3 separate regions of the Homo sapiens genome follow, and all the other regions are linked to region 1. Evidence: chromatin contacts called from ENCODE Hi-C or POLR2A ChIA-PET data. All regions are on one chromosome and are shown on one strand. The core of a region is the stretch at or near the end of the contact, and the rest is flanking DNA. Distances in the headings are between cores, read along the strand shown. Region 1 holds the start of EIF4EBP2 (eukaryotic translation initiation factor 4E binding protein 2). Region 2 holds the start of KAT6B (lysine acetyltransferase 6B). Region 3 has its middle 12 kb from the start of PLAU.

What was found. A loop is a pair of places that touch in the nucleus more often than their neighbours do. ChIA-PET counts read pairs that join two places held with the same protein, here RNA polymerase II (POLR2A). Pooled maps may share reads with other maps.
Region 2: a loop to region 1 is called in a map of CD4-positive, alpha-beta memory T cell, with 12 times the contacts of the local background. The contact joins the promoter of KAT6B here to the promoter of EIF4EBP2 in region 1. A Hi-C loop is called at or near these places in 1 of 168 maps with a recorded cell type or tissue (CD4-positive, alpha-beta memory T cell) and 4 of 50 pooled maps. POLR2A ChIA-PET finds 5 or more read pairs at or near these places in 1 of 52 experiments (naive thymus-derived CD4-positive, alpha-beta T cell).
Region 3: POLR2A ChIA-PET joins it to region 1 with 11 read pairs in RWPE1. The contact joins the enhancer-like site here to the promoter of EIF4EBP2 in region 1. POLR2A ChIA-PET finds 5 or more read pairs at or near these places in 2 of 52 experiments (PC-9 and RWPE1).

What each region holds. Positions count from the first base shown.
Region 1 is chr10:70,402,082-70,406,065 of GRCh38, reverse strand. It overlaps EIF4EBP2 (eukaryotic translation initiation factor 4E binding protein 2), which reads right to left and starts at 1,921. Exons shown (of 3, transcript NM_004096.5): 1 at 1,520-1,921. The coding sequence starts at 1,664. RefSeq lists silencers at 1,620-1,829, 1,860-2,049.
Region 2 is chr10:74,824,612-74,828,595 of GRCh38, reverse strand. It overlaps KAT6B (lysine acetyltransferase 6B), which reads right to left and starts at 1,996. Exons shown (of 18, transcript NM_012330.4): 1 at 1,811-1,996. RefSeq lists silencers at 1,531-1,930, 2,621-2,820, 2,931-3,030, 3,141-3,310, 3,821-3,870 and enhancers at 2,146-2,917, 2,918-3,689.
Region 3 is chr10:73,897,245-73,901,228 of GRCh38, reverse strand. No RefSeq gene overlaps it. Among named protein-coding and RNA genes, the nearest start is that of PLAU, 12 kb to the left of the region's middle. Within about 2 kb of position 1,713, at least 8 of the 41 ENCODE cell types and tissues checked have a DNase peak (open chromatin) inside an H3K27ac peak, as active enhancers do; they include PC-9, where a contact is called at or near this core.

The DNA of each region.
Region 1 (3,984 bases), core at 672-3,171:
AGAGTGCAGTGAGCCGAGGTCGTGCCACTGTACTCCAGCCTGGGCGACAGAGTGAGACCCTGTACCATGCTCAAACACGAGTTGGTCTTGAACTGATCATATCGGGGGGAGATTTCTTCCATGAGTTAAGCCACCTAAGAACTCCACTATTCTGCAAAGTTAACATTTCCTTAAACCCAGCTCTCCATATATATTACTGAACTTCTGCCTGGGTCATTTAAAAAGCCTTTCAAGGCAGCCCGCCCAGCCCCCAGAGCGGCCTGGCTGAATTTCTCTGTAAAGCTCCCTCCTAGATTTTATCCCTTGGTGTTGGCAAGAAGGTCTCCTTACTCCACAGGCCTTGCTATTGTGCAACTGATTTAAGGATGGTCCAGGCCTAACTGCATCGGATTGGTTGTAGTACAGCTCCTGAGCCCTGCCCACAGGAACAAGGCTAGCAATCCTCTAGACCGCAGGAGCTGCGAAGTCCCCACCCTCTAGCAAGAGGCCACCCCAGCACCAAAAGAAGACAAAGTTCTGAAGTTAAAAAGGAGGCCCCGTTCCCTTCAATAAGGCTCCTCAAAATCGCTTTCCAGGCTCCTCCCTCTGGAGGACAGCCCAGTTAGGGCACAGACAACCTTTGAGCTCTCTTCCCGTGACCAAGCTTCACCTCTACCCCAGTATTACTTATTTGTAAACAGTTCCTGGTCATGCTTTGAAAAGCAATGCCAGGGAACCACCCTCTCTCTGGATTGCCTCTCTCTAGCCCCTTCCACAGGATCAAGCAACCACCCCACCCAACTGGGGTGTCCTTGACAAAGGTCCTTCAATCCATTTCCAAAGGCGTCGCTGCCGAAAGACACCCTACCTTAAGGCTGTCAGCACCCTACCACCCCCACCTACTTTCCCTTGGCTATTACTTGAGCTTTATTTTATCACGCTCTCCTCCCGGCCTGGGGACTCCCCTCACCCGTGGGGCCTCGTCCAGCAAAGTAAACAATGCTGTCAAAGCGGGATAACGCTGGGCGAGGCTTCCAGACTCCGCATTCCAGCCTCCTCCCGGTGTTCTAAAAGCAGCAAAAACAAGCCATCGCAGGATGCCAGGGCCGAATTCCTCTCCCAAAGTTCTTTTTTAAAAAGCCCCGGAGCCAGCTCCAAAATCAAGCATTAATTTGCACAATCTACGACAGGCAATGCAGACTGTAATGCAAGGCCAAGTGGAGCCAAATCCGCCCGGGAAGGAGGCAGAGAGGAGAGAGAGAACTGGGTCGAATGCGTAAGCCTGCCACGAAGCGGAAACAAGAGCTCTTTTTCGCGACAGGACAGCCACATTCCCGAGTGGGGCGCGCGCCGACTCGAGCTGCGGGCAAGAGCGAACACGAAGTAAAGGGTCCCGAACGCTCGGGCGGGCCCAAGGGCAGCGTCCCCGGGGCTTCGGTGGAGCTGGGGGCGGGGGCGAAGCGGCCGGGCACCGAGGCGCCGAGGAGTTAGAGGACCGCGGCGGGACACCGGGCGCGGCGGACGGCTGGCCGGCGCTCACCTCCCGGTGTGGTGGAGAAGAGCGTCCCCCCGGGCGTGGTGCAATAGTCATGAGGTAGCTGCGCGGCGTCGCTGATGGCCACGGTGCGGGTGGGGATGGCGCGGCTCTGGCTGGGCTGGTGGCCGCTGCCGGCTGACGAGGACATGGCTGTGGGCGCGGGCTCTCGGCTTTGTCCGGCGGGCAGGCGGCGGCGGCGGGGCCGGGGCTGCTTCGGCTCCTCAGGCGGACGGAAAAGCGCGCTCTGCGCGCTCCTCGCTCGCTTCCTCCCGTTCCCTCGTCCCGCTCCGCTCCCGCCGCCGCCCTCTCAGCCGCCGCCGCCGCCGCCGCTCGATCCTCCGGCCTCAGCCAGCAGCCTCAGGAGCAACAGCAGCGGCAGCAGCGGCGACGACGACGACCGGAAGCGGGCGAAGGCGGGAGCCAGAGGGAGTTGGGGAAGCTGGTCGGCCGGAGGTGACGTCGCCGCGGGGCGGGGCGAGGCAGTGAGGGGCGTGGCTGAAGTTGTTGAAGGGGGCGGGGACGAGGGGCAGGGCTGAGGAAGAGAGTGGCTTAACCCCAGCGAGCGGGAGAAGAGCCAGAGGGAGCGCGAGCTAAGTGTTTGTGAGCCTGGTGAAGGCGGACAAGGAAAACTTTCTTCTTATTGTTTGTCATTGTCGGTTAACACCACTTTACTTGAGCAGACTTGAGTTTCTCATGCATTCCTATGCATTAAAAATGTAATTTTACTTTTAATTGTTCATTATTAATTCAGGCACTACATGCACGATGTACTGTATTTTAAAAATCAAACAGAGCAGAAAGGTTTATGGTGCCACTTTCTCCCAGTTTCCGAACTCCCCTCAACCGCTGTACCAGTTAATTGTGTATCCTTCCAAAGACCATCACTATATACACACATAAAGCAAGATCTAAACATTAGGAAAAGGAAGAAACCAAGAGCCACTCATGGCAACAAGAATGAGTATTATTGTATTAGAGTTAAAATGAGGCACAGGAGAGGGCTTAGACCATGAGGTACCTGAAAAATCTAGATCTGGAACTCTATTCTTTCCTCGAGGGGTTCTCAAACTTTGGGTCTCAGTACCTCTACATTCTTGAAAATTATTGAGGATTTCCAAGAGCTTTTGTTTGTGTGGATTATATGTATTGATAATTATTGTATTAGAAATTAAAACTGAGCCGCTGCTGATCACTAGTGGGATTGTACCTGTGAATAGCCACTGCATTCCGGCCTGGGCAACAGAGTGAGGCCCTGTCTCTAAAAAACAACAACAACAACAACAACAAAAAACAAATTAAAACTGAGAATGTTTTAAATGTTTATTAATTCATAAAATAATAACCTATTACATGTTGACATTATATTTTTTAATTATCTAAAACAAATAGTGAGAACAGTGGCATTATTTTATATTTTTGCAAACGCTTTAATATCTGGCTTAATAGAAAACAGCTGTATTCTCATATCTGTTTCTGTGTTCAAGCTGTTGTAATGTGTTGATTCAACTATATGAAGAAAACCCAGCCTCACACAGGTATGTAGTTAGAAAAGAAGGTTGTCTCAGATCCCCGAGGGGCTCTCCAGATCACACTTTGAGAACCGCTGCACTAGGGCAGCACTACTTCTGCCCACAACATGCCCAAGGTGGGACTGGGAAGACACTCATGGGTAAGGCCAACATAGCTACCATCATTCCCATTTTGCAAATGAGAGAAATAAGGGTAAGAGAGGTTGAGGGGAAAACAGCTATTGCTTCACTGCTCAGAGGGTCAAACAGGTGCTTGGCAAGAACATAGACAAAAGAACTTACAACAGCCCAGGGCAGGCCAGGGCATTACATGGTACTGATTTTGTGGTGAGTGCCCCAAGAATCCAGAAAAAAAAGTCCCCTGCCTGTCCTGCCATCTGGAAGCTGCCAGAGTTGCAGAGGGCTGAGTTTAACCTTGAAAGACTCTGAGACTTTGGACATGCCAACAGAGACACTTCTAGTGGAAGGAAAGGGGAAGATACTAGTTTACATTTGTGTAGAGCTTACAGTGTGTGGTTGATAAAGTGCATCAGTCCAGTAGGGGCACAGTAACTCACACCTATAATCTCAGCAATTTGGGAAGCTCAGGTAAGAGGATGGCATGAAGCCAGGAGTTCAAGACCAGCCTGGATAAAAAAGCGAGACCCTCCTCTCACATTTCTACAAAAATAAAAATAAATAAAAAATTATCCAGACATGGTGGTGTGCACCTATAGTCCCAACCTACTCAGGAGGCTAAGGCAGGAGGATCTCTTTAGCCCAGGAGTTCAAGGCTATAGTGAGCTACGATTGTGCCACTGCACTCCAGCCTAAAAAGACCCTGTCTCTAAAAAAGTTAGTTAATTAATTAAAAAATAAAGTGCATCACTCTTTGAACTGTCTTTATTTACAAATTTTGGGGGTGTTCTGGGGACAGTGAGGTGGGTCCCTTCTGGCCAG
Region 2 (3,984 bases), core at 747-3,246, 4.4 Mb before region 1:
ACTCCGTCTCAAAAAAAAAAAAAAAAAAAAAAAGAACTTATGAGTAAGAAAAAAATGGAGTGTTTTATTTCAAGGCTATGCCAAAAAATCTAGGGTATACAAGTAAGACAGGAAGAATGCACTTTAAAAAAAAAAAAACACAAAAAACCTTCTTGGGGCCCCATAGAACTAAGACTGTTCGAACACAACTAATTTCCATTTGCTATTTCCACCTTCTGTCCATATAGGAGGGGCCCTCATATGCTCTACCCTGAATTTCCTTGGTACCTCCAACCCCAAACATACTTGGTTCGTTGGTCTTCATTTCCTATTTCCCACATCTGTAATTCTTTATCACTACCCCTTCACAACTTCTGTCTAACACTCTCTTTAACACGTCCCAACACCTTCTACCAATTACAGGGCTTAAACTCCTTCATGGGGCATAGGACACCATTTGTAATCTAACCCCTCCTCTGCCTTTGCCTGGTCATCTCCTACCACTCCCTGCACTCTGCCCACAGCAAAGTACTAGCAAATTCAAAGCTATGCAAAATGTCCTATCCCAAGGTATGGTGCATGTCTCTTCCTGGGATACCCTGCTGCCGGACACTCCCTTGAAGACTCCAGATCAAGTTTAACATAATGAATCCAGCGTATCACGGGTCGCCATAGCTCACGTCTGTAATCCCATCAGTCAGGCAGAGGTGGGCAGATCACTTGAGGCCAGGAGTTCGAGACCAGCCTGGGCAACATAGTGAGACCCTTTTCTCATTTTTATAAAAAATAATAAATACAGCCTATCAAACAACTTGTCTCCCAAACTAACACCTTTCTCTGCCCCATCCTCACCCCTGGCACAGTCCACCAAATCACATTCACCGAAAATTACTGTACAGCTCCACCCACTTTCTTCACACCTGCCGCCTTGTCCCACCCCTACCAATCCCTTGTCCCCAGGAGATTTTCTGCCACAGATTTTGCAAGTTCTAAGCAGCCTCTCTCCCCTTCCTTCATATTTAAGTTTGCTCTGCTGTCTTAGCATCATCTTTCAGAAACTCTCCCAAGCACAACCATCCCATCCTTCCACGTTTTTAAAAAATACTTCATACCCCAAAGCTAGCAAACCTCCTTCTTATTCCAACATGCGATCCACCCAGATACCTCTTTCCCATCACTGCAATCGTACCTGCTCCTCACATGCGCCTCAATGCCTCCCCAAACCCCTCAACGCCTCCCCAAACCCAACACTCTGCACCGCTTCAACTCTACTCCACATCCACCACACCCAAACCCACCTACTCTGCGCCCAGACAACTGCAATCTCGCCTTCGGTATCATCTCACCTGCCCTCACACACCCCTCGGTCCGCCTTCCACTTCTCTCAAATTGCATCCCTCCCTAACTCTCCCTCTGCACCTGCTTCTACACCTTCAGCTTCTCCTCCCACCCAACCCTCACTAGTCTTCCTCACACCCTCGCCGGCCCCCCACCGCTCCTACCAGTTCACTCCCACTCAGAAATTCCCTCTCAGCCCCCGCCTTCCGACTCCCCGAACCCCGCCCCCACCCGATCCCGCCCCGCCCCCCTCCGCCCTCGAGCCCCGCCCCCTTGCCCTAGAGCCCTGCCGAGGGGCGGGGCCTGTCCCTCCTCCCCTTTCCCCCGCCCCCTACCGTCACGCTCAGGGGCAGCCTGACCCCGAGCGGCCCCGCGGTGACCCTCGCGCAGAGGCCTGTGGGAGGGGCGTCGCAAGCCCCTGAATCCCCCCCCGTCTGTTCCCCCCTCCCGCCCAGTCTCCTCCCCCTGGGAACGCGCGGGGTGGGTGACAGACCTGGCTGCGCGCCACCGCCACCGCGCCTGCCGGGGGCGCTGCCGCTGCCTGAGAAACTGCGGCTGCCGCCTGGAGGAGGTGCCGTCGCCTCCGCCACCGCTGCCGCCGCCGCCAGGGGTAGGAGCTAAGCCGCCGCCATTTTGTGTCCCCCTGTTGTTGTCGTTGACATGAATCCGACATGACACTGATTACAGCCCAATGGAGTCTCATTAAACCCGAGTCGCGGTCCCGCCCCGCCGCTGCTCCATTGGAGGAGACCAAAGACACTTAAGGCCACCCGTTGGCCTACGGGTCTGTCTGTCACCCACTCACTAACCACTCTGCAGCCCATTGGGGCAGGTTCCTGCCGGTCATCTCGCTTCCACATAAACACACCCCTCGACCCATCATCCCCCCCTCCGGCACCACCCCGGGGGAGGGTCCACTGCCAATACCAATCAACAGACCGCTGGGTCCGCCTCTTCCGGGCACCTATTGGTCCAGCCCTTTTTCTCTCTCCTAGATACCGCGCCACCTCTACTTCCACCTACCCGCCCCCTCCACCTCTAGGAAAGGATTGGGTCTACTCGCAGCAGAGGAGCGTAGCCTTATTGGCTGCAGACGACGCCAATCAGGAGGCCTTTTCCCTCTCCCCTCCCCCACTCAACCCCAAACCCCCTAGCCCGCAGCTAAAGTTTGTGTGAGAGCTGATCGCTGGCGGCGGCCGCAGGATTTAGGGGTGGGCGCGGGCGGGCGCGCGCGGGCGGGCACGCGAAGTTAAAATTCGAGGTTCTCAGTCGCCAGCTCCTTCGGTGGAGTGTGCGGACGGGCGCGCCGCCCGGAGCGTTCCATCCCGCCCCCTCCTCCACCCTCTCTCCCGTCCCGTCCCGTCCCGGGCGACTACTCGCCCGCCCCCTGGCTCGCATCCTTCCCCCCCCAACACACCCCTACCCTGCCAGCCCCAGGCCGGGTGCAGGCAGAACGATGTCGCTGCAGCCTCCTCGCCATCCCATGCCTCGGGGGAGCAAGCCCCTACCCACCGGGCGTGCACCCCCCGGCTCCACACTCGCCCGTGTCTGCAAGCACGTGCACCGCTCGCCGCTGCCTCCGGCCACCCGGGTCCCCGGCTAACCTCGCCTGCAGCCCGGCCAATCGCTCGCTGCCCTTTGTTGCTGCAGCCTGGGTCTCCCCGCTGCCTTCCTCAGCCTCCGCCTCGTCCTTTGCCAGCCGCCCGGGTCCGCAGCGCCGCGCTCCCCCCGCCCGGGACCCACCGCCGCCGCCTCCTTCTCCTCCTCCGCCTCCTCCTCCTCGGCTCCGGGCTGCAGCGCACAGAGCCCGAGGCAGCGCCGCCCAGCCCCGCTCCCCCCGCGCCGCCCGCCAGCCCGCCCGGCCTGGCCGGGGGCGCAGCCCGGACCCCGCCCGCCCCAGTCTCCGCCCCGGGGGTACCTGCCTCCGCCCCGGGGGGCTCCTCTCGCCGCCCTCGGGGGAGGGCGGAGACGCTGGTGTCCGCGGGAGGATGGGGACGCCTGGGCCGTTTGGGGCGGGGAGTGTGCCCGCCAGGGCTGGGACTGAGGTGCGGTCCTCGCCAACGCGTCCCCACTCCCGTCGCTGTGGGCCCCAAACTTCGTCCTTCGCCCAGGCTTTGCGCCTTCGGGCGATCGCGGCAGTTTTGGGGTGGGGGACGCCTCGGGAGCTGTGTCTACCCTGATCGGGAGGAAGAGGGAGCAGTGACATTCAGCGACTGCGGACAGGGCACGGCGGCGGCATCCTTGTGTGGGAGTGGGGATGTCAGACGCGGGCTGGAGGGGGAAGCTGCCCCCCAGGATGCTCTCTCCCTGCCTGCGAGGAGCTGGCGAGCTCAGCCGCGTTCTGGGTGCTTTCTTGGGCGGTGCAGGCGGATGGCAGAGGGGCTGAGGCGGGAGGGGGGCGGGGAAGACCGCTGGGGGGCCCTTCCCCCCCTCTCTTTTAGCCAGCGCTGTAAGGAAGGCTGATGGCGAAGTTCGGTTTTCCAGGCTTCCCCTGGGCCCCCCGAGTTCCTGAGGCCCACTTGAGGGAGACTGGGGGCTCCTCTGGCCGCCCAGGCGAGGCCACTCTGACGCTGCCCACATGCCTCCCAGAGCTCTCTGGACTCTGAAGAGAGCGCCCCTGGTTCTTTCCGGAGGTGAATGGGATGCTGGCAAGGGAGACTTCAGAAA
Region 3 (3,984 bases), core at 464-2,963, 3.5 Mb before region 1:
TTTTTGGTAGAGAACAAGGGGTTTCACCATGTTGCCCAAGCTGGTCTTGAACTCCTGAGCTCAAGCAATCTGCCCACCTTGGCCTCTCAAAGTGCTGGGATTACAGGCATGAACCACCATGCCTGGCTTCCTGAACAAATCTTTTTTTTTTTTTTTTTTTGAGACAGAGTCTTGCTCTGTCACCCAGGCTGGAGTGCAGTAGCATGATCTCAGCTCACTGCAGCCTCCATCTCCAGGTTCAAGCATTTCTCCTGCCTCAGCCTCCATCTCCAGGTTCAAGCATTTCTCCTGCCTCAGCCTCCTGAGTAGCTAGAATTACAGGCTTACACCACCACATCCAGCCACTTTTTGTATTTTTAGTAGAGACGGGATTCACCATGTTGGCCAGGCTGGTCTCAAACTCCTGACCTCAAGTAATCCACCCACCTCAGCCTCCCAAAGTGCTGGGATTACAGGTGTGAGCCACCGCGCTCACCCATGAACAAATCTTAAAAGATGGGTGAGGTTGGGATTGGCAGAGGGCAGGAAACAAGAATTCCAGGTAAGACCCCTGGAAAGAGACAGGAGCTAGGAATAAACATTTTTACGTGTTGTGGAGAATAAACCTGTATGTATTTAAGTCTCTCTCTGTGTGTGTGTGTGTGTGTGTGTAGATGTATGCACAAGCAGTGAGAAGTCTGGCTTGATTAGGGAAGGTTTACATTGCATGAGAGCTAAGTTCAACTAGAGTGAGGTCAGATTATAAAAGATCTTACTGCAGCTAGAAGTGTGCACTTGATTCCATAGACTCCAGAAAGGTACTGCAGGTTCTTGAGCAAGGGTGTGCTTAAGTTTAGTAAAACTGAAAATCTCCATCAATCTCAGTTGAAATATAGGAAGCAAAAGACAGTGATTTGAAATTTGTCTGTGCTTGGGCTGTGGGGAGCATGAACCCCAGAATCTTGGTGCAGTAATGGAATTGGGAATTGAAATGAGAGGACTCCGAGAGAGGAAGTGAGAGTGCAACGGAAGGCATGAGGACTTGTACAGCTGTCATCTTTCCTATCTTTAGGGGCTTTTGATTTTCCAAACTTGGAAAGTCATGTGCTTTGCTTTAGAAAGAGTCTTCGAGGCCTGGCACGGTGGCTCACGCCTATAATCCCAGCACTGTGGGAGGCCAAGGCAGGCAGATCACCTGAGGTCAGGAGCTCGAGACCAGCCTGACCAACATGGTGAAACCCCATCTCTACTAAAAATACAAAAAATTAGCCGGCCGTGGTGGCAGGTGGCTGTATTCCCAGCTACTTGGGAGGCTGAGACATGAGAATCACTTGAAACGGGGAGGCAGAGGTTGCAGTGAGCTGAGATGGTGCCACTGCACTTCAGCCTGGGAAACAGCAAAACTGTGTCTAAAAAAAAAAAAAAAAAAAAAAAAAGGAAGTCTTAGAAAGTTCCTTTAAAGTGCTGTACCATGAAATCCATATTTGAAGGCCAGTAGTCTCCTGGATTGGAGTGGGAAGAACCGGGGGTAGAAAGCCCCACTGCCCAATGCCAGTAGCACCTGTTGAGTCCAAAGGCCATATCTGCGAGCATGAGCTGAAGCTTCCTCTTGAGGAAAGGAGTGACTGCCGTGGTGAAGGCTGTGGTTTCAGAGTCAGAGGATAGAGCTCCATTCCTGGCTTGGTGGCTGACTCCATCCATGAACCTGGCTGAGTCACTTCCCTCCATATGCCTGTTTTCCCTTCTGTGGAATGCAGCAGAACGTCTTTTCCACCTGCTTTCACAGAAGACAGAATCAGCTAAAAGAAAAAGAAATTTTCATCAGGTACTTGTAAGCAAAGGGGGTGAGGCCTGGGCTGAAGCAAAGCCTGGGACGTCTGTAGCCCATAGGGGCCAGCTTTGACATGAACATGGGGGCCAGGTTTGACGTGGCCTGCTCTTGACATCAGAAGGCCATGGAGAGGATGTAACTATTAAACAACATAAACAAATGTTACCCCAGAGAGCCTGGGTTCTGGGAATATGAACAGGGACTCCTGACCAAAATTCCAGGTCTCCAAGTTCCCCTTGAGGAGTCATGAGGATTAGACAGGGTGAATCACCACACCCAGTGTCTGTCTTGGAGACCTAAACCCAGATATGAACTTCAGCAAAGGAAGGGGCTGATTCAAATAGCATGGGGGTTGTAGCCAGAGCAATATAAGATGTTCCCCTGGGTCCTTATGGGACCAAGAAACAGTTTTGCCCAAGACTTTGGATGCTGTTCTAGTTCTGAGGTCAGTGGCAGGTCAAAGCCATAGCTGGCCTCCATGGAGTCAGCACAGTAGCCTCTGGTCTGGAAGACTATGTGGAAAAAGAAGTTCAGAAGAGTGTGGGCTCAGAAATAGAGTCAGTATTCTCCCTAGAGCCTGTATTATTTCTCAGTCCAACCCTACATAAGTGGAAGGCAGAGAGATAGCCAGCTCTTCAGAGCTTGGAAGAAACCAGAGGGTGCAGGAGAAAGAACCATGTTGGCTGCTCAGCTGCAAGGGTGATTTTGCCACCACAGGGAAACACCAGCTCTCAGAGCTGGGAGAGGTGGGGTCTCAGGGGGAGAAGCAGACCCTGGAGCCTGAAACACTCAGGCATCTGGAGTATTGTGTTCAAAAACGATCTCACCTATGACCTCTCACCCATTAGGATGGCTATTATCAAAAGTAAAAAGAAAAGAAAAAGTGTTGGTGGTCGGGCTTAGTGGCTCACACCTGTAATCCCAGTACTTTATTTTCTTTTTGAGATGGAGTCTCGCTGTGTCACCGAGGCTGGAGTGCAGTGACAAAATCTCAGCTAATCGGAACCTCCACCTCCCAGGTTCAATTGATTCTCATGCCTCAGCCTCCCAAGTAGCTGGGATTACAGATGCACACCACCACACCCAGCTAATTTTTGGATTTTTAATAGAGACGGGGTTTCACCATGTTGGCCAGGCTGGTCTTGAGCTCCTGACCTCAAGTGATCCGCCCACCTTGGTCTCCCAAAGTGCTGGGATTACAGGTGTGCGCCACCGTGCCTGGCCTCAATCCCAGTACTTGAGGAGGCCAAGGTGGGAGGATCACTTGAGCCTAGGAGTTTGAAGCTGCGGTGAACTATGATCATGCCACTGCACTCTGGCTTGGGTGACAGAGTAAGACCCCGTCTCAAAAAAAAAAAAAAAAAAAAGGGCACTGGTGGGAATATGGAGAAATTGGAACTCTTGTGCATTGCTGGTGGGAATGTAAAATGATGCAGCCACTGTTGAAAACATTTTGGTAGTTCCTAAAAAAGTTAAACATAGAATTACCATATGATCAAGCAATTCTGCTCCTAGGTATCTACCCAAAAGAATTGAAAGCAGGAACTCAAACAGATATTTTTATACCCATGTTCATAGCAGCATTATTCACAACAGCCAAAAGGTGGAAGCAACCCAAGTGTCCATCAATGGATGAATGGATAAACAAAGCTTGGCATATACATATATGACATATTATTTAGTCTTAAAAAGGAAGGAAATTCTGGGCTGGGCACAGTGCTTCATGCCTGTAATCCCAGCACTTTGGGAAGCCAAGGCAGGCGGATCACTTGAGGTCAGGAATTCAAGACCAGCCTGGCCAACATGGTAAAACCCTGTCTCTACTAAAAATACAAAAATTAGCTGGCCATGGTGGTACACACCTGTAATCCCAGCTACTCAGGAGGCTGAGGCAGGAGAACGGCTTGAACCTGGGAGGCAGAAGTTGCAGTGAGCCAAGATCACGCCACGGCACTTCAGTCTGGGTGACAGAGCAAGACTCTGTCTCAAAAAAAAAAAAAAAAAAAAAAAAAACCAGGAAATTCTGATACCTGCTACAACATGGATGACCCTTGAAAACATTATGCTAAGTGCAATAAGCCAGACACAGAAGGCCACATATTGTATAATTCCACTTACATGAGGTACTTAACATAGGCAAATTTATAGAGACAGAAAATAGAATGGTGGTTAGA